Regions from separate parts of the Homo sapiens genome. Here region 1 is linked to region 2. A link is an interaction called in ENCODE POLR2A ChIA-PET data of the cell type or tissue named here. Cell type or tissue: IMR-90. All regions are shown on one strand. Each heading gives the region's core, and the rest is flanking DNA. Links, peaks and the distances in the headings are about the cores only. Region 1 has its middle 58 kb from the start of SYNPO. Region 2 holds the start of NDST1-AS1 (NDST1 antisense RNA 1).

The links. ChIA-PET counts read pairs that join two places held together with the same protein. Peaks named below come from ENCODE experiments on the same cell type or tissue, not always from the same donor. Only the 100,000 strongest peaks of a DNase experiment are listed, where the experiment ranks them.
Region 1: POLR2A ChIA-PET joins it to region 2 with 10 read pairs; 4 of 35 experiments call an interaction of 5 or more read pairs at or near these places.

Annotation. Positions count from the first base shown.
Region 1 is chr5:150,580,827-150,583,732 of GRCh38, forward strand. No RefSeq gene overlaps it. Among named protein-coding and RNA genes, the nearest start is that of SYNPO, 58 kb to the right of the region's middle. In IMR-90, for the core only: no CTCF peak of the experiment used is centred there; a DNase peak (open chromatin) is centred at 1,585.
Region 2 is chr5:150,483,764-150,486,669 of GRCh38, forward strand. NDST1-AS1 (NDST1 antisense RNA 1) reads right to left here and starts at 2,229. Exons shown (of 3, transcript NR_105061.1): 1 at 2,138-2,229; 2 at 1,466-1,536. RefSeq lists an enhancer at 1,805-2,460 and a silencer at 1,993-2,782. In IMR-90, for the core only: a CTCF peak has its summit at 2,699; no DNase peak of the experiment used is centred there; H3K4me3 peaks cover 1,445 bases; H3K27ac peaks cover 1,404 bases.

The sequences.
Region 1 (2,906 bases), core at 285-2,784, 97 kb after region 2:
CTCTTCTACTCCACATGTTCTGGGAGTTCCAGTCAGCGTAATTAGGCAAGGAAAAGAAAAAGGCATCCAGATTGGAAAGGAAGACATAGGCTGGACATGGTGGCTCGTGCCTATAATCCCAGTGCTTTGGGAGGCCGCCAAGGTGAGAGGATTGCTTTAGGCCTGGAGTTTGAGACCAGCCTGGGCAACAAAGCAAGACCTCACTTCAACAAAATAAAAAAAAAATAAGCCAGGTGTGATGGTGTGTACCTGTCATCCCAAGCTACTCAGAAGGCTGAGGCTGGAGGATTGTGTAAGCCCAGGAGTTCAAGGCTGCGGTGAGCTGTGATCACACCACTGCACTCCAGCCTGGGTGACAGAGCAAGACCCTGTCTCTATAAAAATATACATAAGTAAAAGTAAAAGAAAAAAAGAAAGGAAGCAGTAAAGCTATCTCTAGTCACAGATGATATGATCTTACACATAGAAAATCCTAAGAAATTCACTAAAAAACTATTGGAACTCATAAATAAGTTCAGCAAGGTTGCAGGATACAAGATTGATATACAAACATAAATTGTATCTCTACACATTCAAAATCAACAATCCAGAAATTAAATTAACAATTCCACTCACAGTAGCATCAAAAAGAATGAAATACGTATACATAAACTTAACAAAATAAATGCAAATTTTATACTCTGAAAACTACAAAACTGTTGAAAGAAAGTAAAGACTTAAACAAGTGGAAAATACTATATATTCCTGGACTGGATGACTCAATTAACATTGTTAAGATGGCAGTACTCCCAAAATTGATCTACAGATTCAACACAACCCTTGTCAAATAGCTGATATAAATTGTATAAATTGACATTCTAATTCTACAATTCATATGGAATTTCAAGGGATCCAGAATAGTCAAAACAATACTGAAAAAGAATACAGCAGGAGGACTCACACATTGAGATTTTAAAGCAACTGCAAAGCAACAGTAATCATGACAGTGTGGCACAAGGGTATGTATTTATCAAGTCTAGAGTCTAGAAATAAATCCATACATCTATGGTCAACTGACAAGGGTTCAAAGAAAGACCATTCAGTGAGGGAAAGAATAGTCTTTTCCACAGAAGAAAAGAAAGAGCTTGGGCTTGGGAATTTGGCAGATTCTGCCATTGTCTTGCTGTGTGACTCTGAGCAAGTGGCTTAACATCTCAGAGCTGAAGTTTTCTCATCTGTTAACATGAGGATGAGAGTGTTCATATCACAGGCATAGACACTTGAGATCTCCTATGTGAGTGCTTAGCAGAGCAGGCCTCTTGGGCAAGTGCACGAAGGCAGAGGAGTACTGTGGGAATCTGCTAGTGGCCATTAGGTCGCTCCTTCCAGGACCCCCAGGAACCCCTTTCCCCAGGAACAGGCAGGGTCGGTGGGGCTTGAGTGTGCAGACGGGGCTTGGCGGGGTTCTGCGGGTTGGTAATAAATGAACAGGAAAGGAGATTCCATTACGCAGGAATGTCTGGGGAGGGGGTGGGGAAGGAGCCGGCTCTTCTCCCAGCACCAGCCAGCTCTGCGGTCTTGATTGATGTGCCTTGCACCGCGGCAGCGGCGGGCCTGGTGGAAAGAGGCCCCTTCACTCACCCTTCCTGGAGCTAGGCCAGCAGCCAGATGTTCCTGGCCTTTGGGGAGCTGGGGTGGGGGCAGGGGAGGCCGGCAGCGGGCCAGAGGGCAGCTGCCCAGACGGCGAACCTCTCTACCTCCTTCTCCTCAGCAGCTGGGCCCAGGTGGCGTTGGCTGTACTGCTGACCTTTGGCCGATGGCTGTCTCTCCTGGACTTTGGCTCTGTTCAGAATTGGGGGTGGGGTTCTCACCCACCCTGTCCTGCTGGGAGAGGCACACAGCTGCCTAGGAAAGGGCTTTCAGCTCCAAAAAGGAAAGTATCCCACCTGCCCAAGGTTCTTGTGTTACCCTGGCCAGAGCCACAGGGGGAGGTGTGACTGGCACCTGAACCACCCATGGAGGAGGAAAATCCAGGTTGAGGCCCCTGAGTGAGTGGTTTGGGAGAGGGTCTGAAAGCAGATTCTGGACTTCTCAGAGAAAGTCCCTCCAGCAGGTGCTAAGATGAACCCAAGGCGCATTTCCTCATGAGTGCCTCTCAAGTACGGTGATTATAGCAGAGGGCTGCAGGCCACCATCTCTAGCCCTTTCGGTGGTTTTATTATTATTGTTGTCATATTTTTTTTAAGAGACAGGGTCTCAAACTCCTGGCCTCAAGAAATCCTCCCACCTCAACCTCCCAAAGTGCTGGGATTACAGGCATAAACCACTGCACACAGCCAATGATTTTATTGTTAAACACATAACAGCTAGAAGAGAATATAACAAAACAGATAACTAAATATCACCCCAAAATTACCATGTAAAATGACTGACTGCCAATATGTTGGTGTCATTTCTCCTATTATTTCTGTCCTGGGTCTCTGTAGTATTTATGTATGTTTACTTTTCAGGAAAGTGGGCTCATCATACTCATCTAGCTTTGTCACTTTCCTTCTTCTACTCAACACCAGTGGTGCACACCTGGCCACGTCAGGAAATGCAGATCCACTTTGACCTTTTTAGGGCCGTTCCATCGTATAGCTGCCTGATGTTGTCGAGCTTTTAGGGGATTTTCAAAATGTCCCTTGAATGGACAATGCAGCATTGAATCTCTTGGTACCTGCACCTTCGTACACATGTGAATTATTTCCTTGGGATAAATGGCAAGAAGTAAAACTGCTCAAAGGGTAAACCTATGAACCAACTGAACTCGCACACGCAGGCCCTCATTCTTCCCTCTGCTTATGTCCTTCCCTCAGAGCTGCCCGCGATGTCTACTGTGCCCCCACCCCACCTTGGAAGGTGGTTAGTGGTACTGCAAGGCCCTT
Region 2 (2,906 bases), core at 274-2,773:
TAATTTTTTGTATTTTTAGTAGAGACAGGGTTTCACTGTGTTAGACAGGATGGTCTTGATCTCCTGACTTCGTGATCCAGCCGTCTCGGCCTCCCAGAGTGCTGGGATTACAGGCGTGAGCCAGCATGTCTGGCCTTTTTTTTTTTTTGAGACACAGTCTCAATCTATTGCCCAGGCTGGAGTGCAATGGCGTGATCTCGGCCCACTGCAAACTCTGCCTCTCAGGTTCAAGTGATTCTCCTGCCTCAGGCTCCCGAGTGGCTGGGATTACAGGTACGAACCACCACACCCGGCTAATGTTTGTATTTTTAGTAGAGACAGGGTTTCACCATGTTGGCCAGGCTAGTCTTGAACTCCTGACCTTGTGATCCACCACCTTGGCCTCCCAAAGTGCTGGGATTATAGGCATGAGCCACCACTCCCAGCCTTTTTTTTTTTTTCTTTGAGACAGAGTCTTGCTCTGTCACCCAGGATGGAGTGCAGTGGCATGGCTCACTGCAACCTCCACCTCCTTGGTTCAAGTGATTCTCTTGCTTCAGCCTCCTGAGTAGCTGGGATTACAGGCACCTGCCACCATGCCCCGCTAATTTTTTTTTTTTTTTTTTTGTATTTTTAGTAGAGATGGGTTTCACCATGTTAGCCAGGCTGGTCTCCAACTCCTGACCTCAAGTGATCCGCCCGCCTGAACCTCCCAAAGTGTTGGGGTCATAGGCATGAGCCACCACACCCGGCCTTGTATACTTTTTGAGCTTTGTTCCTACAATTGGATACTCTAAATTTTTTTTTTTTTTTTTTTTTTGATACGGAGTCTTGCTCTGTCACCCAGGCTGGGGTGCAGTGGCACGATCTCGGCTCACTGCAACCTCCACCTCCCGGGTTCAAGCGATTTTCTCCTGCCTCAGTCTCCTGAGTAGCTGGGATTACAGACATGCGCCACCACCCCCAGCTAATTTTTGTATTTTCAGTAGAGAGGAGGTTTCACCATGTTGGCCAGGCTGGTCTTGAACTCCTGACCTCGTGATCCGCCCGCCTCAGCCTCCCAAAGTGTTGGGATTACAGGCGTGAGCCACCGCGCCCGGCCCAGTTGGATAATCTTGAGCCTCTAAAGGTCCTTAGGAATCCACCAATCCACTGTTTCCCAGACTCAGGATCTCCAGGGCCGGGTGATCTGCATCCTTACAAGCTCCTTAAGGGATTCACTCATCCAACCCCACCCTGCTCATTTTACAGGCTGGCTCATGGGTGGCAGAAAGCCCTCCACTGGGAGCAGGCCGATCCGAGTGCCAGCCTAGGCTCTCATTAACCTGCCAAATCATCTCATCTCTCTGAGCCTCATTGTTCCCATCTGTTTAACGGGAACAACCACTGTCATCCTGCCTAATTTGCAGAGTCCTTGGGATAGCTAGAATAACAGGGGTTGGGGGGCAGGCTCAGCGGGAGAAGAGATTTGCACAAGGTCATTTACCTCTTCATCTGCTTGTTTTGTGCCAGGAGAGAGGATTCTGCTGGGAACAACTTGTTGGGAAAGATGACATTCTAGTAAACAATGAAACCAGTAAATGAACCACATAATCACGATAAAGGGGTTTTCGAGAGTCAGGGCAAAGGTGTGTGTTGGGGGAGGGAGGGTCTGCCCAGGAGGGGTCATTCTGGCAGAGCACTGGTGGTCGGGGAGCTGTCCCAGGAGGTCCTGGAGAGCTGTCACAAGCCCAGGGGTGGAAGAGCCTGGAGGCCCTCTCGAGCCCAGCCAGAGCGTTCCCAGGGCCCTCGGAGCCGCCGCGGGCGCGGGTCTTTGTCTCCCACATTCTCTCTGCCGCCTCTCCCGACCCCCAGCGCTGTTTCGTCTCTGACCCCGAATAACTTGTTGGTTTCCCCCCGGGCTTTGTTTCCCGGGGGTCACCGCCTCGGGGACGCCGGGCAGCCGCCCCGGCCCTCGTGGGTCCTGCATCTGACACCCCCTCCGGCCCCCGCCCCCTACCCGCTCGGAGATAGGGGTCAAAGGCAGCCCGCGTCACGTGGTCGCCGAGCAGCACCGAATCGGCCGGGAGGGCCGAGGGAGAATCCGGGTGGAAGTCGAGAAATCCAGCCCCGATAGCAGCGCTCGGTCCCGCCCCGGCCCCCGCCCCGGGGCGCTCACCGCACGCCCGCCGGCCGCCCCGGCCTCCGGAGCTCTTCTCTGGCCGGCACCCACGCGGCATCACGGGATCGAACCCCGCTCCCAGCGGCCGCGATTCGGGGAGGTAGGCGCTGGGCCGAGGAGGTAAGGGGAGACGGGCTTGGGGGCTCTCGGCGCACGGGTACGCCCCTCTGGGCTAGGGGGCGAGGCAGCGCGCCCCAACCTTCAGTCTCCAGGGAGACCCCTCCCCGCTGCGGGACGAGGGGGAGGCTGCGAGCTGCCCCGGCGCAGCGCCGGGCCGGGACTGGGGGCTGGGCACCGGGAGGGAGCGGGAGGGGGAGGAGAGCGGGCGGGAGGAGGCGGCGGCGGCGGCGTGGAGCGGGGGTGGGAGCGGCGGGAGGCGGCCGCGAAGGGGTTAACCCTGGCCCGGGCCGGAGCCCGGAGGCGCACGCACGGCCCGGGGGACCCAGGCGTCCCGCTCCTCGCCGGGAGCGCCCCTTCCCCCGAGTGGCGCCCCAGCCGTGGCAGGTAAGAGGCCGAGAGGGCCCGGGCCTGCCAGTCCCCTGTCGCCCAGCCGGTGGGGCCCGAGCCCGGCGTGCAGGCCGCGCGGGGCCCCCAGCGGCCGCCGGCGCAAGTTTGGTGCGGGCGGGCGCCGGGCGGGCGGGTGGAGTCGGCCGGGCCCCGCGCGCGGGGGTGGGAGGACAAAGGGTAGGGGGCCGCGCGGGGCCGGGGGCAGGCTGGGGTGCGGGCGAGGGCAGCGCGGCAGCTGTAGGTCACGGATAATGTCACT